Regions from separate parts of the Homo sapiens genome. Here regions 1 and 2 are each linked to region 3. A link is a loop called in an ENCODE intact Hi-C map of the cell type or tissue named here. Cell type or tissue: thyroid gland. All regions are shown on one strand. Links, peaks and the distances in the headings refer to the core of each region. The heading gives the core; the rest is flanking DNA. Region 1 overlaps DLEU1 (deleted in lymphocytic leukemia 1). Region 2 overlaps DLEU2 (deleted in lymphocytic leukemia 2). Region 3 holds the start of DLEU1-AS1 (DLEU1 antisense RNA 1).

Region 1 (10,408 bases), core at 3,659-8,658, 120 kb after region 3:
AACCTTTGCCTGTGTGGCTGCCTCCACCAGGAATGCCCTGGCTGACTTTGCCTGGCGAATGACTCATTGTGATTCGCAGCTCAGTTCAACTAGGGCTTTTTGGTGACAGCTTTCCCTGACACCCCTTCCCTTGCTGAATGAGGTGGTCCATCCTCTGGCATGGGGCAGAGCATCCCATACATCCTGCTCCCACTCCAACCTATTGCACTGGTATCCAATAGAAGGCAACATGTGTCACTGTGTCTCCCGCACCAGCCTGCAAGCCCCTTTAGGCAGGGCCTTGGTCATGTTCTTGTATCCCCAGCCCCTGGGATACTGACTTTTATATGGAAGGGACTCAGCAAATGTTTACTGAATAAAAGAATAATGGCAGCAATCCAGAAAATTCCTGACTGTGCCCAGACTGAAGGGCTCCAGTTGCTTCTCCATGAACAAAAAAGAGAACCTCAGGAAATGGCCAGTTGAAAGTTTTCAGATCTTTCAACCAACAAGAGCTGATGGTAAGGATGTCCAATGGACTGTACGAACATGAAGGAGGAAAATGCATGCTTTCTCAAGCTGGGCCTGAAGTCTTGCTATTAGAATTAGAGAAATACGAAAGTGATAAAGGAGACCACCCAAGAGAAGGGAATTTGGGTTACTGCAGTGAATAGGAGACTGAAGGGTGAGTACTCTCCACTCTGAAAGACGGCAGGTGAACGAAAGGCCAGGATCTAGGTGAGAAACCAGGGAAGGGGAAAGTGGGACAAGGATTTATTTGTCAAATTACAGCACCCTAGAATGGCAAAGGGTCTCTTGAAGATAAAAAGAGGTACATTCAGGAAAAATTTTAAGACTCTCCCCATGTGAGCAGATTAGTTTAAAAGACAAGCACAGAAGGGATTGAGGCCCACAGAAAGAAGGAACCCCATGTGGTGCTCATTTGAGTTGAACAAAGGGACCTGCACTGATGAATATATATGGGACTGGTCCCGTACCTAAGTTCCCATCCAGAAGAGAAGTCAGAGGAAACCAGAGAACTTCAGAAGAGCTTGGTGAGCGCCAACGGGCTCACACACACAGGGCTGTGGGAGCCTACAGCCCACAGTCCGCAGCTCTGAGAAACACATTGTGTTCCGCCTGTGGGGCAGTGTCCTCACAGCAATCCAGGTGTGTTTGAAGGAGAACGCCTAGCAGCAGCTGAAATAACCAAAAACAAGGTGGTAAATGGCTGTCCTGGGCCAATACAGGGACAAATTGGCAAAGTAGAATGTTCCTCGCAGAGCTCTCCAAATGTTTGAGAATTCTACCACCTCTCCTGAGGTGCCCTGGAAAAGGCGAAGTGGAAAGGTAGAGCCTGTTAAAATTTTATATGGTTTCTGAGGCATCTTAATTTTTAATAAAAAGTTCTTAATAATGTTCTGGATAAAAGACTGTGGTACTTAAAAGATTCTTTTTATAATGCCAAACTCTTTGTGCAATGTATGTATATATTTTTTAAAAGACCATAGTCTGGCAAATACTGACAGCCTGCAACACATACCACATTCTCCTTCCGCTTACTCCACCACCTCATACTGTGGCCAAGGGCAAATCCATTCAATTCTCTGGCCTGACTTAGCTTCACTTCAAGGTGAGGAGTTTAAAGTGAAATGTAACACAGTGGTAGTTTCCAACAGCCTTTGCCACTGAAATGTGTTCATCCAGCTGACGTTGTTTAACCCTGGCTTTTGGTACATTCTGGAAGGCCCAAGCATGTGAAGAGACATGCATCTGAGGCACATTTCCAGGGATGAAGGCTATCTGGGGGTCGGCAGTCCCAAATGAATAAGACAGCTACTAGTAAGTGGAGGATGGAATCCTTGACACTCTCCTCTCCTTCAGTTAGTGCTTCACAATTTTTAAAGTGCCTTCTTTGAGGCTTGGAGAAGTTGTTTGATTCACCAAGATTCTGCAGCTTTGTGCCAGGGCCAGAAACTTCACAGACTTTCTTCCTGTAGGGTGAGGCTCTGAAGACAACCTCACTGCAACACCTGTGGCCCAGGTTGGTTCAACAGTGAAGTGTACCGAGGAGCAGCTCAACTCTGCAGCTGTTCGGAAGTGGCCCTCAAGCTAGACTCAGAGGAGGAAGAGACCAGAGGAAACTGTCATAGCAAAGGCATCAATGCAGGATGGATTGAGCACTGTGTTCAAAGAACACAGTGCTTCCTTAGCCTTCCTCAGCACAGGAAAGAGGTGGTCCCAGAGCATGATTGGGAATGAGAAGTGGAAAGCCAGGTTGTAGAAGACCAAACATTTAATTTTTAATTTTTTTTTTTTTTTTTGTGGATACAGAGTCTTGCCATATTGCCCAGGCTAGTCTCAACCTCCTAACCTCAAGCGAACCTTGGAACCTGGCTACAGGCTCACACTGCCATGCCCACCTTCCCCAACTTGGCCAAACATTTTAGGAAGAGAACATTACATTTCATGGGAACTAAGGATTGGGGAATTGGTTAGAGTTTAAACTTAAAGAGTAGAGTAAATATGTCATTCACTTAGAAAATGAGTCAGTTGGTTGCATTTTATTACCTTTTATTTGAGGAAGAAATGTTAAGGATGCTGGGAAAGGCAGGGTTCCCTCAATAACAAACCCTGCAAAAGCAATGGATTTTTCCAAGCTATTGGTATCCCATTTGTGAAATTCGATTTTCTTTTTTGCTTCTTGAATTCATATTGTGAGTTTCAAAAGTCTCTTCTTAAGAAAAAATTTGATTTTTCTTCAAAGGACTAAGAAGTTAACAATATCCTGTGAACACAGAGCAAACACACCAAACTTGAGAAAGAAAACCAAGTGACAAGGAAGTGGGAATGTTCACATTTACTCACACATATGGAACTTGACTCATTTTCTAAGCGAGCAACACATTGATCCCACTCTGTAATTTAGCATTTTTGTGCCTCAATGTTCTTATCTATAAAGAAGGAAAAATAATAGTACCTACCCATGGGTTGTTGCAGGGATTAAATAACTCACTGTATATAAATACTTGGCACAGTGGCCAGGATAATAAATGATAAATAAACGTTAGCTATTATTCTTATTCCAATGAGTGCTTTGGTTTGTATAAATCATAAAAAGCGATCCTTGCACACATGGGTGCAAGCAGTTTCCAGTGGTTCATTAGGTCTATGAAATTTGATATTCCTTGCTTTTCCTTGGCAAGAAGCTTAACTAGAAGAAGTTATTGATCCAGGTAGCAAGATCCACAGCTCTACATGACTGTTTCCACTCACTGCAAATTTCCAAAAGTAATCGTTTCAGGCTGAAATTGTCCATGCCAGATCTCAACCCTGTGGAAACAGGCTTGCATTGAAAGATGAAAGCAGAATCCATACCCTGCTTCGGAGTACCTAGAGTGGAATAAATAGACTTTTTTCTATCCCAGAATAATGTCTTTTAGCTGAACTTTAAAAAATCATTAAAAATTTTAAGTTTAAGCTTCCCTGAACCCTGCATACAATAAACGTGGGACCACCTGCCTTGCCAGTGATAAAAACACTTGCTTTGAAGCTCTTGTTATTTTTAAGGTGTTTTTTTTAAACCTCCCTGAGACAAAGTGTTCTCAAGTTGAAAATTTACTTTTCATGTCCCAGTCTTTCAACTAAAATACTCTAGATTTTAACAGTTACATCTCTGATTTTTTTTCTCATTTAACTTAATATATTTTACAGCTTTGATATGCTGGTAAAATGATTTTGAAAAGTATTTTTAACAGAGATTAAATGCCAGAAGCCCTCTGCTCTACCCCCTAGACCTTTGCAGCCACAGGTCCTTATCTTCATGAAGCCAAGATATGCAGATACAGTATTTGGAAAAATCAGTTTTTCAATTGCCAGACCAAGCAAGACCTGCAGCTTAATCACCAATATCCACAGCTCCTAATCCAATGCCCTCCACAATGATAGGTTACTGAGTAAATACATGAATGGGCTTTGGGTGGACCTCACTAGCAGATGGTTTATTGACTGTCATTTACTTGCCTGAATACTTTTTTTAGAAATGCTATAAGGTTTATTTTATTATAAACACTACATTTCTCTAACATAAGAGTCTCTTCTCTCTTTGTCCTGGTTACCACCAGCCACCAGCAGCCAAGTTATAGGAGCAGTGGCTACACATGCTCAAACCCATGACCACTCAGGGTTATGGATGTTTTCACTTCATGGCAATCACAATCCAACCTGCCCGAAGGAAAGCGATTGAGTAATGCAGCCTCTCTGAACCTTCTCCCCTCTGCCATGCTGCCCACAACCAAAGAATCAATTCTGATCTAAATTAGGAGGGGGATGTTGATACAGGAGAGCAGCATTCAAGCACCTCCTCTCACTTGACTCTGAATCAGAGCAGCCACTAGTTCTATGTCAACTCCCAGGGGACAAGGGTGCAGAAATGATGGCCCGGAAAACTTGCCCTCCTTTCACAGCTCCACTTAGACAAATCAGAGCTCTAGGGAACCTAAAGCTCCTGAAACACAAAGACCAAGTCATTTGCTCCTTTGTATTCTCAGGGGCCTAGTGCAGTTGGTCAGGGGTTGGGGGGGTGGAGGTGCTTAGGGAGGGAGTGCACCATAAATATTTGTAGGACAAGGAAATAAGGAGTGAGAGAGAGGGGGGAAAGAAGGAGGGAGGAAAGAAAGAAAGGAAAGGAAAGGAAGGAAGGGAAAGGGAAAGGAAGGGAAGGGAAGGGAAGGAAGGAAGGAAACTGAGCCTTCCCAAGCAGGCTCCAAAGCCCCTATCTTGCTAAAATATTACTTCGAGCACAGCTGTTTAGAAAACAACCAACCAGCCCTACCTACCTGCTGATACCTCAAAATTGTGTTAATTCCTTCTCCCTTTTGTACCCACTCGTCCATCCCTAATTTCATTTTTTAATGCCCTTTTTACAACAAAGCAGGCAAATGGTCAGCAATCATCTGATCTAAGGATATAATTTGTTGTCCAGCACTCATGATCAACTGTGTTAGTCTTCTCGAGCTGCTCTAATAAAATACAATAGACCAGGTGGCTTAAGCAACAGAAATGTGTTTTCTCCCAGTTCTCAAGGCTGAAAAGTCCAAGATCAAAGTGCCAGTGAATTCAGGTCCTGGTGAGGGCTCACTCCTGCGCTGTAGTCGCCAATTTCTCACTATGTCCTCACATGGCCTTTCCTCAGTGAATGTATGCGAGGCGAGCAAAAGATCTCTCTCTCTTCCTCTTATAAGGCCACTAATCCCACCATGAGGGCCCAACCTGCATGATCTAATCTAACCATCATTACCTCTCAAAGATCCCATCTCCATTATCATCACATGGTAGAGGGGTTAGGGCCTCAATATATGAATTTTGGGGAGTACATAAATAATATTTGTAGAACAAGGAAATAAGGAGTGAAAGAGGGGGGGAAGAGGGAGGGAGGGAGGCAGGAAAGGAAAGGGAAAGAAAGGGAAGGGAAGGGAAGGGAGGAAAGAAGGAAGGAAGGAAGGAAAGATAGGCGGTCTATAACACCAACATCTTTTAAATCTGGAGATCTCATTCATATTTGCAGCTTCTCCTGAAGAATGAGAACACTTGCCAGCCCTTTGCCTATGTTATCACCTGGAATAAACTGGATGTGTCTAAATGGAACCTGCCTCCTTTGGGGAGCGCATACTCCCGCCAGGTCACCACAGCCACCATGACCACCTCATGCCTCCCATCCACCTGTTTCATTAATTTGTGCCTGGACCATTTTCAGTTTTCTGGATGACATGGGTGAGGAGGAGGAAACTCAGGTAAATGATAAAGTTTCGACTATCAAGATGGTGAGTTATCTTGTCTCTCTGTGCATGTTGGCTTACTTTAAATGTAGTGTACATTTGGAGGTGGGAGCTGAGCAGGGAATACTATAACACATGGAATCACATTACGGAAAATCATCAGAGGCCTTTACTTGAGTTTTGAGGTTTGTAGGCATGGAAAATTAGAGCCCTAGGGCATGTGATGATATTGAGGAACCAGAAGACCGGATTCTTTGATTAGGGTTCAGGCTCTTGGAATCTCCTGATTGTTTGTCTTATTATCCAGGAGAAATATTAGAAGGCGAGTTAATGATACTTGCTGCTGACTCTGGACTGGGAAGGAGCCGCCTGAAGTATCAGTGATTGGCTAAAGAAAAGAAATAATTACAGGCTGGCTAGATTAGAAATTTAATCTCTATAGTATTTTCCCACAAGTAAATGAGATTCAATTTGTAAAATATCAGGGAGGATAAAAACTATCACACACACTCATCTCTATGCCCCTTAGAAAACTGCCTACTTTGGGACCCTCAGCTATGTGTTCCTTAGAGCTACATTCCAAAGGGTAGCCCCCATACAGAGTGTAACTCTCAAACAGGAGACACTTAGAAAGGGAAGCCCTTGAACCTAACTCACCAGGACTGAACGCCTGAGCATGCCCTCCACCAGTCATGATTCAATGAGCACTGGGCACTTCCCTGGGCCAGCAACTTGTGCCAACACTAAGAATAGAGACAAGGAAAAGTCCACCTCTGGGCTTAGAGTATGGTTGGAAATGGGTCTTTCTTTGGAAAGGAAAACAACAGAGAAGGAACTACATCCCTAACTTTGAAACTTCTGGGTGAACTTGGGATTTCCATGCTGGGGAGCCTTGTCTTAATGCGAGTTCCTCCAGCACAGCTTGCCGAGGCTTCCCACCCTTTGCAATCAGAGGACACCTGACCAGGTCTAGGGAGGCTGTGAGACTTGGAGAGTGTCTGGCCTAGCCCCAAGCTGTCAAAGAGGGGAAGCTGCCATCTGCACCCACTGCCCCCCACCTCTCTGTTTTTTTCCTCCAGGAATTCCCAACACTTTATGCCAGAACCACTGAGGGCATTTTTTAAAATATAGATTCTCCAACCTACCTCAGCCCTGCTGAATCGGAATCCTTGGATTGGGTGGAAACTACTTTTTAAATAATCTTCTCAGAAAATTTGTATACATCAAGTTAGAGAACCACTGGGTAGTAGAAAGAGAACAGCCATCAGAGCCAGTTAAATGAAGATTTGAAATCCAGCACTGACACTTAATTAACATAATTAACCCTAGGGACCTGGGTTAATTACTTAACTTCTTTGTGACCCAGTTTCCTGTACAGTAAAATAGAACAATGCCCAGCGTTGTTATAAACTTAGAATAGACTATGCTAAACACTCATCGCTGAGCTACTATGATAATCTCATCCCAACTCCACCAATGCCTGTCCCCAGTGTTTTGTAATCTGGTTTAAATTTAAGTCAAATTTCTCCAGGATTGTTGCCCTAAGGGTATATTCCTATCTGCAGAAAGAAGAGATTTGTTCACTAATTTTTTAAATCTAGAAATAGATTGCAAATAGAAATGATTCAAGGGATTGAGTTGGTTTTAGCTATGGGTGTGAGCTACAGGTATCCTTCCATGAAGAGACAAAGTCAATTACAACCTGTCTAACTGGGAGCAAGAGATACAAAACTGGTAAGAATTGTGGGAAAGGAGAGAGGTCGCCATTCTTTCTCTTTACATTTCTGTGATGAGCTACCTTTTATTGCATGATAAAAATGAGAAAAGCTATGGACTAGGAACCAGAAGACCTGGATTCAAACCAGCCATGTGACTTTGGACAAGTCAATCCTTTCTGAACCTCAGTCTCTGTCCATAAAATGAGAGATTGGAGTGCTAAAATCCTACTCCACTGACTAATAGGTTTCATATATTTTCAAAGTACAAAATATTCAACTAACAGTCACATAAATGAGGCAGGCACCAAAGCACTGAAGGAAAGGAAGACCTGCCAGGCTGCAAGCTCCCACTCTGGGAGTCTGGATGTAGGATATCTCACAGGAGTCTGACGTCAGGCAGTGTTTACCTTGAATTTGCCAACCCCCAAGCACTTTAGCACTCACAAGAGTTGGCCTCAGCCCAAAGTTCCCAGTAGAAAGAGGAGTGAGCAGAGTGTCCACATGTCACCTGTCTCTGGATGCTCCAAGGGCAGGAGGCAGCCAGAAAATACTTAACCCCAAACTAGGATAGAAATGAGATCCATCCAAGGCAGTAGACAAAAGGTAAACCTGCCCAGCTGGTTTTCCAAGAAAGTTTGGAGAACTTCATCAGAGGGTGAAACCCCTGTCAACCGAGCCACATGAAAGCTGGCAGTCGTGCAGCCATGGTCTCTATCACCAGCTTCCCAGCAAAGGCACAGACACAGCTTTCTCTCTCTCTGTCAAGCCAACACGATTTTGTCAAGGTCAACAGCTGGATTACTCTTGGGTTGAGGTACTCCTGCTTGAGTGTCACCTGGGGCGTACTTGGGGAAGGAAGGAATTGAGTGTGAAAACCCCAAAGAAATGAACATTCTACTTCCTTAAGATTATACAGGCCCTGGCGTGGACTTCCTTAACTCTGCTTCCTCTCCACCTTCTAATGTAGTCACCTTTCTTCTGATCTTTCCTTCCACCTCCCCTGTCTTAGAAGACAAGATGTCATCCAAGCTGACAGTTTTGCCTCATTGCCTCTGGATAGCGACACACCTCCCTCTCCTGGATTACCACAGAACGATTAACTCTTCTTTCTGGACCTTCCTATTGGCTTATTTTCCTCTACATGTCCTAATTTAAATGTTGGCTTCCCAAAAATCCAGCCTGAACTCTTTAACCTCCTTTTTGCACGTTTCCTCTTGGAACAATCTTATCCAAATCTATGGTCTTGGTCATCATCTTCATGCCACAGACTCTGAGTCAATATCAGAGGTCCCAAATTCAATCTTAAGGTTCTGACTTAAGTTTCAGATCTCAACCGTCCCTTTGGTCTCTCTTGTTAGCACAAAAGAAAATGGTCTAAGCTACAAGAAGGAAACTTACAGTAGGATGCTTTTCAGAAGGGCTTTTCCCTAGGAGGCCTATGTGAGGACACTTCCGATTTTCCCATTCAAACTACTCCCCCATCCCCATCCCATAGCTACTGAAGCAGTACAGGAGTGGTTCAAAAACATTGGTACCTAGATTTGAATTTTATCTCCACACTTAGGCAACTTGCCTAACCTCTCCAAGTCTTAGTTTCATCATCTGTCTTGAGGGGTTGTAATAATATCCACAATACTGAGTCATGATGAACATAAAATGAGATAACCCCTATAAAGTGCTTAGCACAGTGCCCAGCACTAAGAAAGAACTCAACAATGTTAGCTATTATTATATGGCCATGCTTATTATGCAAAACAGTGATTCACATTCGAACTTCTGCTATCTTAATAGGGAAAAAATTTTCATTTTTATTTCAATTCTTTCTAAATCCTTTAACCCTTTCCTGCCCCATAGCTACATATAATCCAACTGGTAGGCACCAACTCCTAGGCCAGTTAGTGAAAGATGCTCATGGAGGGAAAAGGGCTTCAGTTCTTTTGAGTTTCTTTGCCTAATTATAAGATTTTCCTATCAGCCAGGATGAGCTCATTCGTGCCAAGTATCCCCTTATGCATGGTGAAGCTGAGAGGAAAGACACATGCCTGAATTCAAACTGCAATGAGAAAAAGAGATGGACATCAGGCAGAATCGGGGAAACAAGGTGCCAAGTACAGGAAGCATGCTTTTTGGATAAGAATTTACATTTGCCAAATTTGTTCTGCCCTCAAGTTCCATCTTCTGCTCTTAAATTAAAATGTCCTTCTTTTCACTCTCAATCAAAATGGGTGGGACTGAGTAAGTTTGAACTCCCACAAGAGACAAGTGACAGGAAAGATGAATTCTTGACCAATTGGACTAATTCTGTTACTTACACCTTTTCCCCTGGGGCGTGGAGGGAAAATGCTAACAGTCTTCTCAGAGCTTCATTCTGTGTGGCTTCCCTGATGCTGTGTGTTTGTACTCATCACGGTGGGGCATATACTTTCTTCCCTGCTGAAATTCCAGCTTTCATTTTTCTTTAGCAAGCAACACTTAGTTTGCTGCAGCCTGCTGATTACAAGGGTGCACAGACCCAGATGAATCATAGAAGCAGGCAGATGGCACAAATACAAATCCTCTGCATTGTGTCTTACACCCACACTAACCTTCTCATGTGGCCTCTCTTCCCAGCATCCCTTTCCTTCATTACCTCATCCATACCCAAAGGACAATTAGTGCATTCAGGCACTAGAGACAGCTAACTGTACAAGGGAGAGTACAGCAAACAACCTCCTGGTTCTTGGAATCTAGACACAAGACAAAGGCAAAAGAATTAAAAACAGTAATCGTATCTGTGGCAAGTGCTGCAGGGTGCCATCCAGATCTCTCATCAGGTCCTAAGTATTCATCCCCCAGCTGCCAGGGGTGTTGACTTCTGGTGGCTTAGCTGAGTTCCTTTTTAAGTTATGTCCATGGGCTAAGGGGGCCACGTTTCCCAGTGACACCTCCCTCCCA
Region 2 (10,408 bases), core at 1,714-6,713, 430 kb after region 3:
ATTTGGCTGCAGGCCCAACTGCTCATGTGCAGTGCACACACCTTCAGTTTGGGCACCTCCTGAACATGGTCCCCACAACCACAGCTGTTTTGTTTTCCTGGCCAGGAAGCTTCATCTTCCAGATCATCCAGGAAAGAGACAGAGATGGCCATTTGGTGCAACTCATAAATAACCTCTTCACCACAACTTGGTTGAAGGTAGAGTTTCTTCTGGCCAGAAACATATACAGCTTAACCAACAGCCTTCAGTAGATGTCCTGGCTCTTGGGTTCCTGGTGTTGAACCTTTCAGTCATTGTTGTGGCAGGAGTCAACTTCCGTGATGGTGCCTCCTGTTCATCCAGGTCCAAAAGCAGTCTTGCTTTTTATCTGACAATCTTTGCCTTTTAAGTGGGATATTTAGATAATATGCATTTAATGTGATTGCTGATATGATTACAGTCTATTGCCTTGCCATTTTTCTATTAGTTTCACTACTTATTTGTTCCTTTTTCCACCTTCTTTTGGGTTGAGTATTTTTTTGTGATTCTATCTTATCTCCTTTGTTGACTTATTAGCTATAACTGTTTTGTTATTCTACTGGTTGCCCTAGGGCAGTATACATCTTCACCCTACCACAGTCTACCTTCAGTCTACCTGATGGTAAAGAGTTGTTTTCGTATGTCTGAAAACATCTTTATTTTGCCTTTGTTTTTTGAATGATATTTTGCTGAGGTTAACATTTTTTTCTTTCAGTACTTTATGTTCTACTGTCTCTTCACTTGCAATGTTTCTAATGAGAAATCTGCTGTCAACCTTATCTTTGTTACTCTATAACATGTGGCTGTTTTCCATATTTTTTATAATTGGCTTTGAATAATTTGATTATGACATTCCTTGGTGTAGTTTTCTTCTTGTTGAGCTTCTTGGATCTGTGAGTTAATAGTTTTTGTCCAATTTGAAAATTCTGGCCATTACTTTTTCAAATATCCCTTTTGTATCTGCCTCTCCTCTCCTTTGATGCCTCTGATTATGTTTACATAAGGATTCTGTAAGTTTGTCCCATAGCTCACTGATGCTTTTGTCATTCTTTTTTCTCTTTCATTTTTGAGTAGTTTCTTTTGCTATATCCTTCAAGTTCACTAACCTTTTCTTCTGCCATGTCTAATCTGCTACAAATACCATTAGTAGATCTCAGATATTGTAGTTTTCATCCCTAGAACTGCATTGAGTTTTTAAAAATGTCTTTCATGTCTCTACTTTCTGAAAATATAGAATATAGCTATAATAATGTTCAATGTCTTTACTAGTTCTAACATCTTTCTCTGCTTAAGGTCACTTTCAGATGATTGATTGTTTTCATCATTGTGGATTATTTTTTCTGGCTTCTTTGTGTGCCTGGCAAGGCATTGTGAATTTTATCTGTTGGCTGCTGGATAGTCTTCTGTTCCTCTAAATGTTCCTGAGTTTTGTCCTGGGATGCAGTTAAGTTACTTGGGAAAGTTTGATTCTTTGGGTCTTATTCTTGTGATTTGTCAAGGAGTGCTCAGTCTATAGCTCATTACATAAGGAATAATAATGCAATATAGCTAAATAATATACTTCAAGGCAATCTTTAAGTTTACACTTAAGTCTAATCTTAAAAGACTGCAAAAGACTTACTAAATGATCTTAGCAACAAATTTAATCCTCTAATAAAAAACATGAAAATAATAATTTCTGAAAAAAATATTCACTTTCATTAAAAACTGCAAAGCACTAGAAAGAAAAAGTGAGAGGGAGAGAAACTGAGAACAGTGGGTACTTCACAGATTAATTTTGTGAGTAAAGATGACTTCTGTTTAAGAATTGGTCTCTACTATATGAATGTATTTCATTCTGAGGATAATGGTTAAAAACAGAGACATTAGGGGCAGACAGACTTGGATGCACATCAGACTCCTCCACACATTATAACTCAACATGTATAAGCCTCAATTATCTCATCTATAAAATGCCATGTTCTTTTACAGGGTAATCTAAAAGAACAAAAACTGTTAATTTCACCAACTAAAATATACAGAAAAAAAAGGAACTTAACTATTCCCTGATAAGCAAGCAAACTATACATCTAAATTATACATCCAAATATTCTCCCCTTTTCTGGCTCCCTCACAATTTTCAAACGGTTTTGAATGAATCAACAAACATTCACAATTTTAAAAAACACATCTCTAGTGAGACTGTATGATTCAAACCCTATACACATATTATCCTTGCTTTTTTCCTTTTGATACAGCTATTATTCTATCTATATCAGGTTAGTAACACTTAATTCTAGAGGCCCATAATTTTTCATTTGAATATAAAAGATAATGGTATCTCAAATAGATTCCAATGCTAAAATTAAATTCCATGTAACTCTTTACGTACAGACAGCATACTGTTGAATAGAAGCAGTCCAAAGTGAATTACTGCTTGAACCCACAACTGACAACATAAGCCCATTATTCTTGAACAAATCTTACTTGAAAAAATCAGGTTAAATCATTTCCATTCCTAAAGCATGTATTAGCTTTTATGGCCAAATATGACTTTTTCAAGAAGACAGTACAAAAGCTGTATGAATCCCTTTTGTTTTATTCTACCAATCGCCTGTTTCAGCATTGTTACGTATTAGCAATTTTTGTTTTGCCTAATAACTGGAACTGAAAACTTACCAAACAAAATAAACTGGGGTCACTCTGTAAATCTTGACTTGGTTTTAGGTTTTTAAAAAGTAATGCAACTCATAATTTGGTAAGCATATTAGAATACCACTAGATAGGAATCTTCAATAATTAGAAATCAAGAACTTCTGCTAATTCATTTTTGTGACCTACACTCTTTTCTACCAATGAAGGCTTCATTTCAGAAGTATTGATTTGCTTATTTTTACTCCAGTTTTTTCATATTCCAGCAGCCTTTTTCATGTATCCTATCTATTCCTTTCTAAAATTCTGTTGTTCTGATCTCTGAGCTTTATGTCCCAAGCTTGAGAAACAACAACAAAAAACTCTAATAGTCTACTTTGTATCTTGAAGAGTACTAAAATATTCTTAACCTTTTAATTCTGAGAACTGGGGTGGTTGGGAGTTACCCCCAAAAAAGGTAAGAAGAAGAAGAAAGGAAAGGTGAAGGGAAGGAGAGAGGGAGGGAGAAAAAAGAGACCGTTCTTAGGATGGCTTAAAGTGGTTTTGTGGGGGCAGGTAGGAGTAAGTCTTATCTCTTGTTATATGTAACTCTTTTCCTTTTGGTGTAATTGGAAAGACCCTCAACTAGGAGTTAAGAGACTCAGACTTTAGTTCCAATTTTGCTACTGTCCTTCAATGTAATAACCAATCTCCTGAAATGGGATCAGGCATGAAGAACAAAATTATTACAGCTGGGCCGGGCCACAGTGGCTCACACCTGTAATCCCAGCATTTTGGGAAGCCGAGGCAGGTGGATCATGAGGTCAAGAGATCGAGACCAGCCTGGCCAACACGGTGAAACCCCATCTCTACTAAAAACACAAAATTAGCTGGGCGTGGTGGCACGCACCTGTAGTCCCAGCTACTCGGGAGGCTGAGGCAGGAGAATCACTTGAACCCAGGAGGCGCAGGTTGCAGTGAGCCGAGATAGCGCCACTGCACTCCAGCCTTACAACAGAGCGAGACTCCTCTCAAAAAAAAAAAAAAAATTTATTACACCTGAGAGGGTTTACAAGTCTCTGGAGTCATAATGCATGGATAGTTGAAAAGTTGATACTCTTTGGAAAGGTGGGGCTATGGCCCTAGCCAGCACATGAAATCATTCTCTTTATTTGTACAATAAGATTGTCTCATAGCATTAATAATGATGAAGTATGCTTGATTACTAGAGCAAATATAATATAAAAGGATACTTCTAAATTTTTACTCTGTGAATTTCAGTTTCTGTGACACTCACATTTGAAGAGGGTGAACATCAATCAGTCTACTCCTTGACATACACTACTATAAATAGCCTTGGCTAAACCGTAAAAGAAAAATGAAGGCCGGGTATGGTGGTTCACGCCTGTAATCCCAGCACTTTGGGAGGCCGAGGCAGGCGCATCACCCGAGGTCAGGAGTTCAAGATCAGCCTGGCCAACATGGCAAAACCCCATCTCTAATAAAATACAAAAATTAGCCAGGCATGGTGGCACATGCCTGTAATCCCAGCTATTCGGGAGGCTGAGGCATGAGAATCGCTTGAACCCGGGAGGCAGAGGTTGCAGTGAGCTGAGATCATGCCACTGCACTCCAGCCTGGGTGACAGAGCAAGACTTCGTCTCAAAATTGCCAAAGTTAAGGGGATCAACCTCCCTCAGAGATTTTGAAAAAATGTATAATCATTGTATTTTACTAAATATAGGAACATTATGGTATGTAACACTACATTTACATTAAATTTAAGACAAAACATGAAGCTAAAAAGAATTCTAGCTTGGGACCAAGTTTTTAAGGCAATTGTTCACTCCTCTCTGCTACTAACCATACTTTTGTGGAAAAGTTTGAGGTAGAGTGACTTTGATGACTATTCAAGATTGGTATATTAATACCTCTACTAGTTACAAAGATGAATGGTGGTGATGGTTACAACATAATGGATGTATTTAATACCACTGAACTGTACACTTAAAAATGGTTAAGTTGATAAACTTCATGAGTATTTTGCCACAGTTTTAAAATTTATGGAAAAAAACCTCTACTAAAGTTCAGTATTATCAACAAATATAGACTATTGTAAGAGTTTTTTATTTAATTTGAATATGCATTTCTGAATTGACTACTATATCCTGTATTCAGCTCATGAATCATCTCTTACTGTGCTCATGAAAACTATACTTGATTCCAAGTTTTAAAAATACCCATCATTCTTTTTGTGAAGAAGGACCTGTGACTAACAGTTCTCACTTTTGTGGCTGTCAGCATGCCTGCATCAGTCAATACCTGCAACACTGTCCATTGTCCAGGATTCCAATCCTGGATGGAATGCACATAAACAAGCCTGTTAGAAATGGCCCTAAAATAAAGATAAATAGGATCTCTATGAAGCCCCTCCTAGAAAATCTACTTCTAAGAATCCTAAGAAAATAAGTAAGGCAAAAATTTAGCTATTATGCTGGGCGTGGTGGCACACACCTGTAATCCCAACACTTTGGGAGGCTGAGGCGGGCAGATCACCTGAGGTCAGAAGTTCAAGACCAGCCTGGCCAACATGGTGAAACCCCATCTCTACTAAAAATACAAAAATTATCCGGGCGTGGTGGCACACGCCTGTAATCCCCACACTTTGGGAGGCCGAGGCGGGCAGATCACCCAAAGTCAGAAGTTCAAGACCAGCCTGTCCAACATGGTGAAATCCTGTCTCTACTAAAAATACAAAAATTAGCCGGGCATGGTGGCATACGCCTGTAGTCCCAGCTACTCAGGAGGCTGAGGCAGCAGAATTGCTTGAACCTGGGAGGCAGAGGTTGCAGTGAGCCAAGATTGTGCCATTGCACTCCAGCCTGGGCGACAAGAACGAAACTGTCTAAAAAAAAAAAATAGCTATTAGGTTTTTCGTTTTACCAGTTGAAGAAACTTGGGTGGAATCAATATAAATGCCCCAAAATAAGGAACTGCTTAAATTATAGTACATCCTTATATTCCATAAGAAAATACTTATTTAGATGTTAAAGTGTACAACTGAATATTGCTAGGAAAAAAATATATGAACAACAAACAGATTTAAGCAAAAAGTTTAATAACAAAGGGTGTTGGGGGTAGGTATTTCTGGCTGATGGGATTATTTTTTCCTACATCCTGCTTATTTGTATTTTCTTTAATATCGACTACTTATAATAAGAAAAAAACAAGTTTTCTGAAATACTTATTCAACATGAGTTTATCATTCACTTATTAATTCAACAAATATTTGCATTTGTTGGATTAATTCAGACATAGTCCTTACCCTCATGTCTCTTAATTTACGAGGAAAAAAAAAAGGCATGATGAACAATCTTGGGAATTTTTTACTCCTTTCTTTCATTCTTATTAATTACCCAGTCATTCCATTTTGTTGAGGACTCTGGCCCTTTGCTGACAGTATCTGCCTCCCCTGCATTTTCTGCCATCACCTCCCACTTCAGTGTCCATATGGAAAACCCATTGAAAAACTATGAACTCTGACTCCATAAAACCACTTCATTCAGTAATCCATACCCAAAGCTACACCCTCTATCTTCTGATAACCAAGAAATTATTCTACAGCCTTAAGAGTCCAATATATTGATCTCTGACTACAACTACTTATCCTTGCAGTTTTTTTACTCCATTACTCCCTAAATACCTGCTTTCTTACCTAATTTTGATACCCATTCCTCATTTCTTCAAACTACAATCTCATTTCTTCAAACTACAATCTCCCACATGCTTTGTGTCTTTTCCTATCCAGCCTAGGTTCTCAGGTACATCACCCTCTTCTGCTAACAACCTTCCTCCCTCATTAATTCCCTCTCCCATTACCTAGAGCATATATTTTGTACCATCTTACTTCAACTCAAACTTGCTACTTCAGCTCTACCCTTACCTCTTTTATGACTCCTTTATCAGAAAAAAAATAAAAACTAAAACTATTAGCTATGAATTCCCTCAACTTCCTGCTCTAGATTTACAAGTTATACATAAAACCATCTTACCTGTTCCCTTCTAGTCTCAGAGGAAAAGGTATCCTTTCTCTTTTCTGGGTTAATTCCTTTACCTGCACCCTTATCTCCTACTAGATCTCACTATACCTTTCTAATTTCTCCTCTCTGATGACTCTGTCCCCATACTTTATAAAAATGTTAAGTTCTCTTCTCTTGTAGATCTCCTACTCTATTCTGTAACCTCCTCCCTAAAATTATCATCTTTTGTTTTTAAGAAAATGTCAAGAGCCTTGAAATAATACACATTTATTGTAACCATTCTCTTTTTTTTTTTTTTTTTTTTTTGAGACGGGGCTTCGCTTTTGTTGCCCAGGCTGGAGTGCAATGCCGCAATCTCGGCTCACCACAACCTCTGCCTCCCAGGTTCAAGCAATTCTCCTGCCTCAGCCTCCTGAGTAGCTGGGATTACAGGCATGTGTCACCATGCCCAGCTAATTTTGTATTTTTAGTAGAGACAGGGTTTCTTCATGTTGGTCAGACTGGTTTCAAACTCCCGACCTCAGGTGATCTGCCTGCTTGGGCCTCCCAAAGTGCTGGGATTACAGGCAAGAGCCACTGCACCCAGCCCCTTTCCCTATTTTAATATACTTTTCAACTCAACACAAACAGAATTCTGCCACCATTGTTTCATTGAAAGTGTTCTGGCAAACATTACTAATGACAGAACTGCCAAATCCTTTTATCTTTTTCAGTTTACTTGGCCTGTCTTTACCTTCTGACACTCCTGACTTCTTTCCTTTTGAAACCTCTCTACCACTGGCTCCTTTAACTCTGAGCTCTGTTGGTGTTCCTGCCCCTCTCTCAGCCATTCCTTCTCAGTCTTTTGCTGCTTCCTCTTACTTTGCCCATTTACTAATTTTGGTTCTCATTTCCTCTATGTTTAGTCTCTATGAGCAATGGCATCCATTTCCCTCATAATCTGAACTACCACCTATTTAGTGATATCCATTTCCAGCCCAGGCCTTTCTCCTAAGCCTCAGTCGTATATATTGAGCTCCTTACTGAACTTCCCTACTTAGGTATCCCATGAGTGCTTAATCTTTCATATTCAAAATGTCCTCACTGGACTTGTCATCTCCCTCTCATGTCCCAGCGTTCCATCTCACACCCATAAACATACACACACACACACACACACACACACACACACACACACACACACTCTCTCTCTCTCTCTCTCTCTCTCAAAAGCCATGAGCCTCCTCCACTTGTCCCTGTCCTGGTTAATGATACCACCATTGTACTCTACAACCAGGCCAGGGACCAGGGAGGCATTACAGATTTTTCCCTCATCTTCTATCCCAACCATCACTACCCTAGTCCAAAAACTCATGATTTCCCACCATGACTATAAAACCACACAAAATACTTCCATTTAAATAACAATAATAAAGAGCATTTTTACAACATTCCCCCTAGTATTTCAATTATGAAATGACAACAGATTACCTTATTAGCAAACCATGAAGGCTATACAGAAACATATATAGCTTACACTATTCTCAGCATTTAAAACCCTTGTTTATCCCAGTACCTAATACTGTTCAGCACATGGCAGCTTGTTGCTTATCAGTTCACTTCTGAATAAAGTGAATGTGGCATATTTAAAGATATCCATAATAATTATTAAGCTGCATGTTAAGCAGTCCGGCAGTCAATAATATGATATATAACAAAATACAATTATTACACCTTGTTAGTTCACCAGAATCTCTTTAAAATGCACCACACATACCCATAAATCAGGAAGTAGAACTGCTATAAATGAGCTTCCATTAACTCCCACCCTACTGTCATGGATAATACTTAACCTATTTATGCTCCCTCAGTTTCTAACCATTCCTCACCCCAAAATGATGAAAGTAAATAAACCCTCATGGCCCCCTTAGAGTAAAAATAGTGTATCCTTAGGTGCAGAGGGACTTTGCCTCTCTAAGTCTTTCCTACTTTGCTCTCTGATGACTGAAAGATGAAACCTTCTGTCCCACAAGATATCAAACTGTAATTTTCCTGAAGAGAAACAAAGTACAGTATTCAATAAGGCTAAATGGATGAAGTTCAATCATGCTAATATACATAAAAGACAAACACGGAGCCTTCTTTGGTCAACTGGGAAAGGAGATGAGGAGAGAGGTATATTGTTAAGAGGCCTTCAGAAGCAATGCCTTCCAATCATTCCTGATTTTTTTCTGTTTTCTTTAATGCACATGTATTCTATAATTAGGGGAGAAAATGTTCAAAAGCAAGTCCACAGGTCTAGTTTGAAGGGCAAATAAGCTGGGTGCAGTGGCTCATGCCTATAATCCCAGCAGTTTGGGAGGCTGAGGCAGGAGGATCACTTGAGATCAGGAGTTTGAGACCAGCCTGGCCAACATGCAGAAACCCTGTCTGTACTAAAAATACAAAAAAAAAAAAAAAAAAAAATTAGCTGGGCATGGTGGCTTGCGCCTATAATTCCAGCTACTTGGGAAGCTGAGGAACGAGAATTGCTTGAACCGGGGAGGCAGAGGTTGCAGTGACCTGAGATCACGCCCCTGCACTCCAGCCTGCATGATACAGCAATTCTCTGTCTAAAAAAATTGTAATAATAATTTTAAAAAGGCAAATAAAAGCTATATACAAAGTAAATTACATCAAGTGGTTTAAAAGAAACCTTGAACTTAATTTAACTGTATATACTAACATTTTTTACATCTAAAAACTTAAACTTTAGGAATTTCAATTTTCTATAAAAGAAAGTAAACGAGCATAAATAAAGGTAGAGGGAGAATTGTTAGATTCAGTCATACGCTATAAAAATTTCTTATCAGGAAAGGGTTTTATATCTACTATATTAGTAGTCTTTTAGTTTATTAAAAGTATTGCAGTTTGGTCATGGTCAGCTTTGGGTTGTTTTGCCAATGGCATAAACATCTAATTATTAAAAAACAAAAAACCTCCATGCTGATAAAAATACATCCTCCAATAAGGGGGGAAAAGTTATTTGATTAAATACATATGATATTTTTCTACATGGAAAGTTGAAATGAATTTAATGTTCTGTTTCACATCAAACCTATCTTATTTTTAAAAGAGTTTCCTTAAAATTAGGTAAACAGTTTGTATATACTGTCCCAAGTTCACTTGGTCAAAAGTTAACAGTACGGGGTCATCAAGTAAATTAAACATTAACAGCAAAAATTAAAGGACTTAAATTAAAAACACAGGGTCTAATCCTATGATGAAAAAATAAGGAAAAAGTATTCCCATAAGAGCTATAAACTGCTCACCTATTTAAAATAAATTACTTCTTCAGAGCTGCCTTAAAAGGTTAATTTATTTTAAACATATAAGAATTTCCTAGCCAAAAGGGATTTGTACTATAAGAAATACATTTTACATATTAAGAATAGAAATGTAGTATGAGGCTCAACTGTCTTAGACAACTGATCACACATCCGCAGTCATATCTCCTACAGACCAGTCTCAATTTTACTCCAGTTTATTAAAAATAAATAAGACATGAATGTAATAGATTCCTGGTTCCCTATCCTCCACAACTTCCAGTTCATCCCAACTCAATAAAGTCTCTGAGAAAGTCATAAGTTGTAATTTTTAAGTTTTTTACTCCTGTAGTTTATGTTAAAACTTTTAAAACTTTCTTTTGATACATTTCCAATACATCCATTTCCATTATTTATGAGTCCCTGTTACGACCTAAAATTGTTCTTAAAATACAA
Region 3 (10,408 bases), core at 2,644-7,643:
GATAGCAAAGAAAATTACAAAACTAATGTTTATACTTCTGATCATAAAGTTAATACAGCCTTTTTACAGAAAATTTGAAAAAGTGCCACATAAAGGTAATAAAAACCCACTAATCATTCCACCATCCTAAGAACCACTATTAACATTTCATCGACACAAATCCTTCCAGTCTTTTTTCTGTATGTGTACATATATGCATGTACGTACATATATAGCCAAGCCCACCCACAGCTCTCCTGTACATGCAACTTTGCCGTTACATTTTTCACTTCATGTTACCTTTTATATTTTTTCTAAAGCCTTAAATATTCCTGAGAATGTGGTTTGCCATGCCTACAGATGAGCTGTCAGTAATTAAACCTATTTTTAGAATTTTTCAGTCACAAGTAACCCTGCAATAAACATCCTTATACCTAAATCCTTGTATTTCCTAAAAATATATCCGAAGTAAGGATAGATTCCTTAAGAAGGAATTATTAGGTCAAATATTGTTTACAGCTTTAAGTCTTTGAATACATACATATTGCCAACATTTCTAACCAGAAAATTTAAAAGATTGTTATACTTCCACCAGCAGTGGATGAGATTTTCCTTTATCTTGAACTTTTACCCAACTATGTAATTATCAAAGTTTTTTGAAATTTAAAATATTTGCTAATTTAATGGACAGAAATTTGTGTCTTTTAAAATTATTTTTAAATAAATAGTGAGCCTGAAATTTTTTCATGATTTATTGTCTAATTTTTTTCTGCTCGTACAAATTCCTTTTTTGTGAATATTGAAAATTTTTCTGCTTAGGATATTTATCTTCTAATCATTGACTTCGGAAGCTCTTCACATATTAACCATGTTAACCTTTGTCTTCTATTTTGCCCTTTTTTCAAGTTATTCTTTGCCTTATGTTTCTTTATCATGAGTTTTGATGTATATGTTTATAATTTTTATGTAAAAACATTCTGTTTTCTCTTTTATAGATTCTTCCTCTACCTTTTTGTTTAAAAAGTGCTTCCATACATTGAGAGTTGATAGATACTTATCATAATTTCTTTTACTCATTTGTGTTTTCATATTTTAAAATTTATTTAATTCATCCAGAATTTATTTAGGGATATGATTTGGGTCTCCTCCTTCCCTTAAAAACTGAATTAATTTCCCCAGCACTATTCACTGGCATAATCTTTCATTTCCTTCCCTAATTTGAAGTGTCTTCATCAAATACTAAATTCTTATATGTATTTGAGTGTGTTTGGGGACTCTATTCTCTTCTCTCTGTCTAGTTGTATACCAATATCATGTTATTAAAGCTTTATAACAGGTTTTTAACACCTGAAGTACAGTTTACCTTATTTGTTTATAAATCTTTCTTGGTTATTTTTATCCACAAATTATTCTAGATAAACCTTACAGTCACATTTTCATTCAAAAATATTCCAATTGGGATTTTGATTAGAATCATATTGGACCTAACCATCAATTTGAGGAACAGTGACATCATCCAATAATATAAAATATGTCTCAATTTATTCAAGCCTGATTTCATATTAACTAAAGTTTTACAACTAAATTGATAGAAGCCCTATATAAACAAACAAGTTTGTTTCCAGGTTTTATTGTTCTTATTCTTGCTTGTTTTGCTTTGTTTTTCCCCTGTTGTAAAAGAGCTCTTTTCCCTCTTTACGATTATTATCTGATTATGGATATTTTTTATATTTTGTAACCAGGTATCATAATGAAGCATTAGTTGTAATAGTTGATTTCTTAGGTTTTCCTAAATAGGTTATCCTTAAGAATTTAGAAATTCTCTACATAGTCATGACTTTGGGGTCTCAAAACCAATTCAACTTTTGGAATTACAGCTTTTATGCTTCATAAGCATAACTTCTTTTTCTAAATAAAATTGAAAATTAAGTGTGTAAAGTGACCAACTAAAAAGAACAAACAACTCTAAAACATACAGATTCCACTCCTCCACTTGGCTCTTAAAGGGTTAATTAATATTTACCATGAAGAATTTTTTTAATCTAATAAAAAAAATCAATCCAAAATATTCTTAAAGAGGCATTAATGACTCAAAATGTTATTTGGTTTTATATGGCCTCCCAAACTACAGTGTTTTTAAAAATCAGGTTTATCGAGTTATAATTTACATACAGTAGAATTCACCCTTTTCAGGCACACAGTTCTACAAATTTTTACAAGCATATACAGTCGAGTAATCACCACCTCAATCAAGACAGAATATTTCCGACACCCTGAGAAATTATCTGTGCCCCTTTGAAGTCAATCTCCTTCCTCTCACCCTCAGCCCCTGGCAATCTCTGATTTATTTCTGTCACTGGATATTCTGCATAGCTTCCAATCTATGTTTTTCAAGCTTCCAATCGGAGTCAAAGCTGGCCAGTAGCAACTAGCACAGAGTCCTCTGCTGCTCTTTTGAAACCACCTTTTCTTTGCTGACAACCAACAGATCAGTCTCCATAGTCAGCAAAGCTGAACTCCAGCTTTAGACACAGGCCAATTCCTCCCGTAAAACTTGGCCTGGCGTCAACTGGGCGGACATGCCCGGACAAGCCTGCTGGGGTAGCCGCGCCCGCAGGAGGGGAGGTCCTTACAACATGGAGCACCAGTTGCACACTGTCCCCTTTTGAGCTCTGTTCTCCTTTTTAGTTTGGAAGTCTGTGCGTATGTGTACATGTGTGTGGGTGCATGCATTGCAGAGCCCCAGTATACTTTGACATGTTTTCTGCATCTACAGTGTGAGTAATACAGTGGAGGGTAGATGAGCCAGCCCCTTCTGAGAAATACAGTAGTCCTCTTTGAACCTCTCCTCCTCCTGTCATCTGATTGCTGGATGGCGTTAGCCTGTGGTGTACTGGTGAGAGCCGGAAGGTCTGGGACTGGATCCCTCCTACTGAGTCAAAATACAACATAAAAACCTTGGGGGAGGATCTGAGGCTGAGAACCAGCTTCAGAAAATTATAAGTTGCCAAAGAAACACAATTTTAAGCATCATGTCTGAAGGAGTTAGGAAGGTTTTTCACTTTTGTCATTTCTGCTAAGGTCCTCTTTCTCCTCTGATACTTCTTTCCCCAGCTTTCTCCACATGATTTGGGCTGCTTTCCTAGTTCCCTTAAATACCGGTGTAAAGAAACCTGTCTGTGGTTTTATGTTACCCCATTGGAGTGTTGCATGTGAATATAGGGCATAAAAGGGGATAAATTGCCTAACTCAATCCACCCTCGAGGCCTGCCACATTAAAAAGATATACCACGGAACTTTCGTCTGCCCTGAAATGATTGGAAATACTGTGAGACTGCAGAGTTTAATGAAAACTCTGAGTCTCAACTTGAAGTAGATAGATAACTCTCTGATCTACTCTTGGGCCTATATATAACATTTTATATTTGTCAAGGCCGCTCAACATTCACGGTTAATAATTAGTCCTGGAAGAATATTTATAGCTTATGTTAATTCTTATCCCGGAGACATGCAAGGTTCAAAATAGGTGGGATAAAAGCACATTTGGGTAGGCTTAAATTCAAACCCACAGGCACTATGTACAGAAAAAGGCACTAGGTGTTTTTTAAATTGACTCAGAAAAAGTTAAAATGGAGAAACTTCTATCTGCTCACTTGGTCCTTCATGGGGAATTCTACCACTTCCCTTGGTCCAGCTCACTCAAGGCCAGTGCCATGACAACTCCTGGGTTGAGAATCACTGATTTAAATGGCATTTGACCACATCTGTCCCCACTTGTGGCTCTCTGCTCTGTAGATTTGCTGACTCACAGAGTCCACCGGCAGAGATGCTGACAGGCATGAACTGGTTGCATGACACTTGGAAGGCATAGCGGGACATCTGCCTCACCAGCTTCCTTCAGGTGTTCCACTGAGCCCCAGCATTCAAATTTCCATCTGTGGGAGAGGAAGGGAAGGGAAGGCTCTGGTCTGTGGTACCGTAGGATTCCAGTGATGCCTCTTAAGCATCCCCCACCATTCTCTGATCGTTTCCCACATGCAAAGTGCCAACCTGGTCGTGCAACAGTGTACACATGTGGTGAACACCAGGCGCCCTCCCATGAGACTTCTGCAGCATTCCAGCACTCCATCCTCCCCCAGCTTCCAGTTTAGGACAGGTCCAGGAGAGGAATGGTGAGGACAGAGTTAAACGCAACTTTTGCTTCATTGTGGGTTCCTTCTTCCTGTCCTCCCGGCCATCAGACCTCCTCCTATAAACAGATGTGTGCTCAGATTAACTACTTTTTGGAAAAAACAAGGAAATGATAATACTAGAAAAACTTTATTGAACTAATGTTTGTCTATGTACCAGGAACTGTGCTAAATACATCACATTTATCTCATTCAATTCTGACAAGAACCCTACACAGACAGGTGTTGCTGCTGTAGATGGGAAAACTGTGGCACAGAGGTGAAAAAGTCTTACCTATACAGATACATTGCATCAAAATTCAAGCCGAGGTTCTGACCCCAAAGCCTGTGCTCCAAACTAGAGTCCTCCTGTGCACATTTCACGTCTGGAATTATTATAAAGCATTTTGCAATGACTAAAATAGGCACATGAATGAAGACGTATCCAGGTCTGCCTGAGAGGAGACTCGAAGCCAAAGCCCAGCTCAGCAAGGCCAGAGAATTTCAGTGTATCCCCGCGGGGCGCTGGAACTTCGTCTGGGTGCATTTGTTTTTATAAGCCTGGGTACTGCAGAGTCATTTAAAAACATGTGCTTGCCAGGGCAGAACATCATCTGATGGCAGCAACCACCTGGTGCTGGCCACGACTGAGGAGGGAACACATCAGGTGAGTGTGGGCCAACCCTTCCTGCACAGAACAGGAGGGCGGGGAGGGGGGGGGATGCTTGATTTTTAGTGGGAAGGATGAGGAAAGCAGTTCTGAAATGTTTTTCACAGAAATAGAAACTAGTGAAATAGAAGCTGGCATTTGACTACTTTAGAAAAAAGAGAGGAGGGTAATAGGGAGGAAAGTGATTGGCTGCTGCTGTCAAACTCAGGAACTTTTAAAATTTTGTTTGTTCCCCCAAAGAAGTGCATGCCCAAACCACCAAGAGAGGGTAAGTGATGACAAGCAGATCTGCAAGGCGGGGCCCCAGTCACAGTAGCAAGCACCCTATCTCACAACAGCCCTGCAACCGGCAAAGTTGCAGCTTCTGCTACAGTGCGCATGTGTGCGGGTCCCCTTCTCCCCTCTTCCCTCTCCCCTCTCCCCTCTCAGCCCATCCTCCTCAGCCCAGATCCCTCCCTGTACCAAGACCATTCCAGCTGCACGCAATAATCAGGCAAGCAACTTCTAACCCAGCCTAGGGGACTCAGACGAGATAATGCTTAATTTTTCTGCAACGCCTTCTTAAGACTCCAGGGATCTGTACCCCAGGATGGAGAATGCTTTCCCAGAAGCACAGCCTGTTTCTCCAGCCTGAGAGTGTGTGCTGCAGAGCTGGGACCCCACCCTGTATCTAAAGTAATTGCTGTATCTAATGGTGTGGTGCTGCTGACTTCCTTACCAGCTGTAGCTTTCTGTTGCCCGACCCTGTTATTGCTGGCTCCTGCTTTATTTTAGGGATGTTAACCTGCTCGTATGTGTCTGCTAGTACCTTGCTGGTAAACTCCATCTTAAAAGCTCTTCAGAGAAGGGCTTTGTGAGTTTTCCTTTTACAGGCCTTTATTGCATTTTTTTTCTCCAGGTTCCTCTCTCTTCCTCCTCTCACTCCTTTCTGCCTGATTAGAGCAGAGGATGTTAGCTTTTCTTAGGGACACCTTACAGCCAGCCAGTCACATTATATGAGAATATGTTGTTCTAAGAGCCTGCCCCTAGGTCACAGATTCAGACCTGTGGAAATGGCCTAGGCTATTCTGAAATGCTCTGATGGGGTTCCAGCATTCAGCCTCCAGCTAAGCTCCATCCTTGTGAGCTATAAGTTGGAATGAGTAAGTAGGTCAAACATCTAATCCTCCCTGTGCCAGCATCCCACCTGAAGGGCATGGCAGAGAAAGGGGAGCATGGGGACCCAACTCATTCACTATCAACAGGTCTTGTTCATTTCTTTTCTCTAGGAAAAAGCAACACTTCTCTCCATCGGGAAGAGGTGGACGCCAAGGCCCCGTTCATTGTAAGCACACCTTCTCCTCTTCACAGAGTACTGTCATTGCTCCCCTATCTGTGCTATGGACCTACACAGTTTAACAGAAGCCCACCAGGGGCTTAGGTGTTCTTTCATCTAAGTAGTTCCAATATCCTCAACCACTACAGTAAGATGTCTACATGGCAAATAAATTCAGGCATAAAATACAGCGTGGGCAGCATATGTGGGTGCTCTCCAGCCACTTCTGGTGGCTGCTTGGACCACTTCATAGAGACTTGTTCCAAGGAACAAGGAGAGGGTTTTGTGAAGTGTTTTGACTCCCACTGAAATGGCTGCTACAAGAGGTTATTTCTCACTGCAGGAGGATTTGGGAATAGGGATAGGGGATAGGAGATTATAAAGCCAGGGGTTTTTTTTGTTTTGTTTTTTGTTTGTTTGTTTTTGTTTTTGTTTTTGAGATGGAGCCTCGCTCTGTGGCCCAGGCTGGAGTGCAGTGGCGCGATCTCGGCTCACTGCAAGCTCCGCCTCCCGGGTTCACGCCATTCTCCTGCCTCACCCTCCCAAGTAGGCGGAACTACAGGTGCCCGCCACCACGCCCAGCTAATTTTTTGTATTTTTAGTAGAGACGGGGTTTCACCATGTTAGCCAGGATGGTCTCAATCTCCTGACCTCATGATCCACCCACCTTGGCCTCTCAAAGTGCTGGGATAACAGGCTTGAGCCACCGCGTCCAGCTATAAAGCCAGGTTTTAAGTCCAGCCCGTTTTGACCAATTTTGTGGCTTTGGGTGTTTCTGAACTACAGTTTCCTTATCAATACAATGAAGACTGAATACACCCTACAGAACCATAGTGAGGTTCACATCACCTAGTGTGAGAAATCGCTTTGTACGCTGGAAAACACCACAAATAAAAAGAGGCTATTGTTATTGGGCTTATTATTCTGAGGCAGGAGAACCAAGGTATAGAAAAGAGAAGTAAGAGTTAGATATCACAGTCTGAGATGCTGGGAGAACAACACAAGCCACTGTAGATCCTCCTAGGACCTTTCTTCTGGAATGTTCTGCGATGACAATGGCAGAAACGGGGGGGCAGCACTGCTCTTGTTAATGATAAAATGGCCAATTCTGCAATTCCATCAGCTGTGATAGAACTCAGTCCAAATCATTTTATTGCTAACCCTCAAATCACCTGACTAGTTATCAACTCATTGGAAAGATAGCGTAGCATTAAGAGCATGGACTATGGGACCTGGCTACCTGGACGTGAGCCCATCTCTGTGTCCCTTTGACTAGACAATTTTAAGTAACTGACATGACTCATCTGTGTTTCAGTATACCCATCTATAACATGGAGATGATAATACTGTCTACTTCATAGTGTGAGAATAAAATGAAAAAGAAATGGAAAGTACTTTGAAAAATTTCTGACATGTATTAATAGTAAGCTAAGTGTAGCTACCACTGTTTTCCAATAAAATAGTCCAATCTTAAAAAACAAAATGTGTGTTCTAAATTGTAGGAGGAGATGGATTCTTCAGGCACGATGGAGAATAAATCCAGTCCCTCTTCCTCCACTCTAGCATGAAGGGTCTACCATGCCAAAATAAGTTAGATTACAGAGTCCGGTGGAGCTAATATAGTGTACATATGCAGTTTGATCCTGGAAAGGAAGAGTGGTGACATTTCCTCTCGCTGGCAGAGCCCAAAACTAGATAAAAACAGGCAGTGTGGCTGAATCTGCGCTCCTGCATCAACTGCTGTGTGACTGTGGATGCCTGACATCTCTCTGTGCCTCACTTCCTAAACTTGCAATGGAATAACAATAGTACCTGCCCTCTAGGGTTGTTGTTTAGAGCAGTCACTGAATAGCTACACAATAAAATCCAGTTATTATTGTTGTTATTAGGATACCATTTGCCATTACCCAACTTTGTGACTCGGGATCTTGAGAAATTGCATAAATTTCATCTTTCAAGTTAAAGTAGAAGAACCAAAAGCCAGACAAATGTAACCTAAAGCCATATGTTTTGTTAAAGACAAGGAAAGGAAATGCCACATCATTATAATCATGTTATTTGGTCATACAGTATGACAGTATCTACAATCATCAATTCATGTCACTTTAAAAAAAATTACAGTGGGTTATTTGAATTAGAAAGCATTTCCATACATGAAAGCTTAATCCCCTTTAGACATTCCTCAATGTTCACAAATAAACTGACCTGGCAGGCATGGGTGCTCCTAGTCTTTGTTTTTAACATCAGGTGTGGAGGATAAGGGTAATAAACAATGTCTACTGATTCTGGTCATTCTGAAATGACACTTTTTTTTTCAGTTTTGCTAGAGCTTGGCACACCTTCATATTTCGAGGCAATGTATCTTCAAGGATCACTCATCAGAATAGTTGCACAAACTCATAAGTGGCAAGAACTGAAAATGCCTTGTGATTTTCAAAGTTTTAAAATAGCCCTATGGGGCTGGTGACCTCAGTCAGGTCAGCCATCAAGTTTGGGATCCGACAATAAAAGTCATAAAGTGAGTCAACTGAGTCAGAGAGGATGCAACAGCATTATTTTTCTCTTCTGGCTTCTCTAGTAAAGCAAAAGTTTTGGTGTTAGGGCTGTCTCTGCAGACAGGGAGTTTGGTTTCCAACACGCTGGGAGCATCCCTGGAGAATGCTGAAAAGCAGAATAGGCTGCCAGAGTCCAAGAGACGATATCAGTAAAGTTAGCACAAGATTTAATAGACTAGAATATACCCGCCCAATCCATTTCTCCAGCCTGATAATCCAGAGCAATTAACAGAAATTGCCCTGGTATTTTTAGCATTTTTAAAGTTTCATCTGGGCAAACGCAGAAATGGATAACTATGTTATCCAGACCTTACCACTGTTTGTTTTTGAGACTCTAAGATTAAACTAAAGACTGGCCTAGCAAAGCAGATATGTTTGCCCTTGCCTGAAAGGAGACAGAAACTTGGGAAGAAACAAGGGTCTTTGGAGTTACTGGGCTTCCACGAGGATCCTCAAGGTTTGCAAACACCAAATGGACAGGACTTCATCCCTGAAGTGCAGGCCAGTCCTACCTCCTTCACAATGACGTGCTGACATCATGGTGCAAATTTGCAAACATTTTTTGCCTTATTAAGAAAATTATTCAAACCTAGAAAAATGCAAGGGTTAAAGCCTTGCTTTCATAAACATAGCCTGTGTGTGTCGCAGGGTGACTTTTAGATATTATATGGAAAAATGCAGTAAAAAGTGCTGAAGTAGCCCATTCCGTTGCATTGAATTGTTAGGCAATTATGGTCATCCCAGCCTTAGTAAATTAAAATACATGATGAAAACCCAATCTAAGGACATCAACTGCTATGTACTAAACAAACTACACATCCCATTTAAAAAGCATTTAAAATTGTGTCAAGAGAGGTTATGTTGGAGGGACTATAATTTTAAAATCATTTACTGTACAACCATATATTTAAATTTTAACTTGAAGCTAAATGTTGCAAAATTAAATTAATCTTATTTGATAACACGAGGCAGTTTATACTCTTTCATTTGGGGTCGATGGAGCCCCTGGCACAGTCTTGAATTTAAGACCCCTACCCCATAGGAATAGTTAACTCTTGATCCTAGCATGCTCTCTCCTCCTGGAAGAGTTATTTAAAGTTAGATGTGTTTCTTTCTGTTTTTTTCTTAGCCACTTTTCTATCCCAAGCCCAGCAAAGACATTCAATTCATTCCCCCTACACCTCTCTCTCTCTTTCTGTCTTTCCTCCCTCCCCTCTCTCCCTCTCTTTTTCTCTCTCTCCCTCTGAAGTTTCTAAATCAGTTCCTACAGCTTTAGTTTTCTTTTTCTAAAATTAAAAACGTGGCTTCTGGCTATAAAACGAATCTCCCACCTTCAGCAGCCCCAGTCCCCTGGGGCTGTTACTGGCGTGATCTATAAATTAACTGGAATCACTTAGAGCCCTCAGTTAGCTTTTAGTCAAACATTAGCAGCAGTGTTTACCCTTGTGTAATCTGCAGTTGTTACTTAATTTAATGCCTGTCAGCATTTTTTTAAAGAACATGTTCAGCAAATCCTTGGCACAGGCTGTTTGAATTCCTTACTCTTCCCTTCCCCCACCTTGACCCAAATCAAGCTAAATGTATCTGAGTAGAAGCTTGCTAATATTTTTAATTTGCTAGTGTAGTTTTCCTTCTTCTTGAGGAAAGAAAGAAGAGTTTGCTTTCTGTGCCAATCCAACTACATCCTACTCAGAGGCCTGGGCTTCGTGTCCCCACTGCA

Evidence for each region. Peaks named below come from ENCODE experiments on the same cell type or tissue, not always from the same donor. Only the 100,000 strongest peaks of a DNase experiment are listed, where the experiment ranks them.
Region 1: it touches region 3 in a loop (2.5-fold over the local background); 14 of 110 quality-filtered maps call a loop at or near these places.
Region 2: it touches region 3 in a loop (3-fold over the local background); 74 of 110 quality-filtered maps call a loop at or near these places.

Annotation. Positions count from the first base shown.
Region 1 is chr13:50,401,018-50,411,425 of GRCh38, reverse strand. All of the region lies in intron 3 of DLEU1 (deleted in lymphocytic leukemia 1), which reads right to left. Among named protein-coding and RNA genes, the nearest start is that of DLEU1-AS1, 120 kb to the left of the region's middle. In thyroid gland, for the core only: no CTCF peak of the experiment used is centred there; DNase peaks (open chromatin) are centred at 6,445 and 7,935; H3K27ac peaks cover 3,078 bases.
Region 2 is chr13:50,089,239-50,099,646 of GRCh38, reverse strand. All of the region lies in intron 1 of DLEU2 (deleted in lymphocytic leukemia 2), which reads left to right. All of the region lies in intron 2 of DLEU1 (deleted in lymphocytic leukemia 1), which reads right to left. It also overlaps the pseudogene RPL18P10. Among named protein-coding and RNA genes, the nearest start is that of DLEU1, 12 kb to the right of the region's middle. In thyroid gland, for the core only: no CTCF peak of the experiment used is centred there; no DNase peak of the experiment used is centred there.
Region 3 is chr13:50,521,686-50,532,093 of GRCh38, reverse strand. It overlaps DLEU1 (deleted in lymphocytic leukemia 1), which reads right to left. Exons shown (of 7, transcript NR_109974.1): 6 at 4,030-4,228; 7 at 3,451-3,914. DLEU1-AS1 (DLEU1 antisense RNA 1) reads left to right here and starts at 4,645. Exons shown (of 3, transcript NR_125753.1): 1 at 4,645-4,815; 2 at 6,087-6,142. RefSeq lists enhancers at 1,745-2,433, 2,434-3,122, 2,063-3,262. In thyroid gland, for the core only: a CTCF peak has its summit at 4,662; a DNase peak (open chromatin) is centred at 4,673; H3K27ac peaks cover 2,603 bases.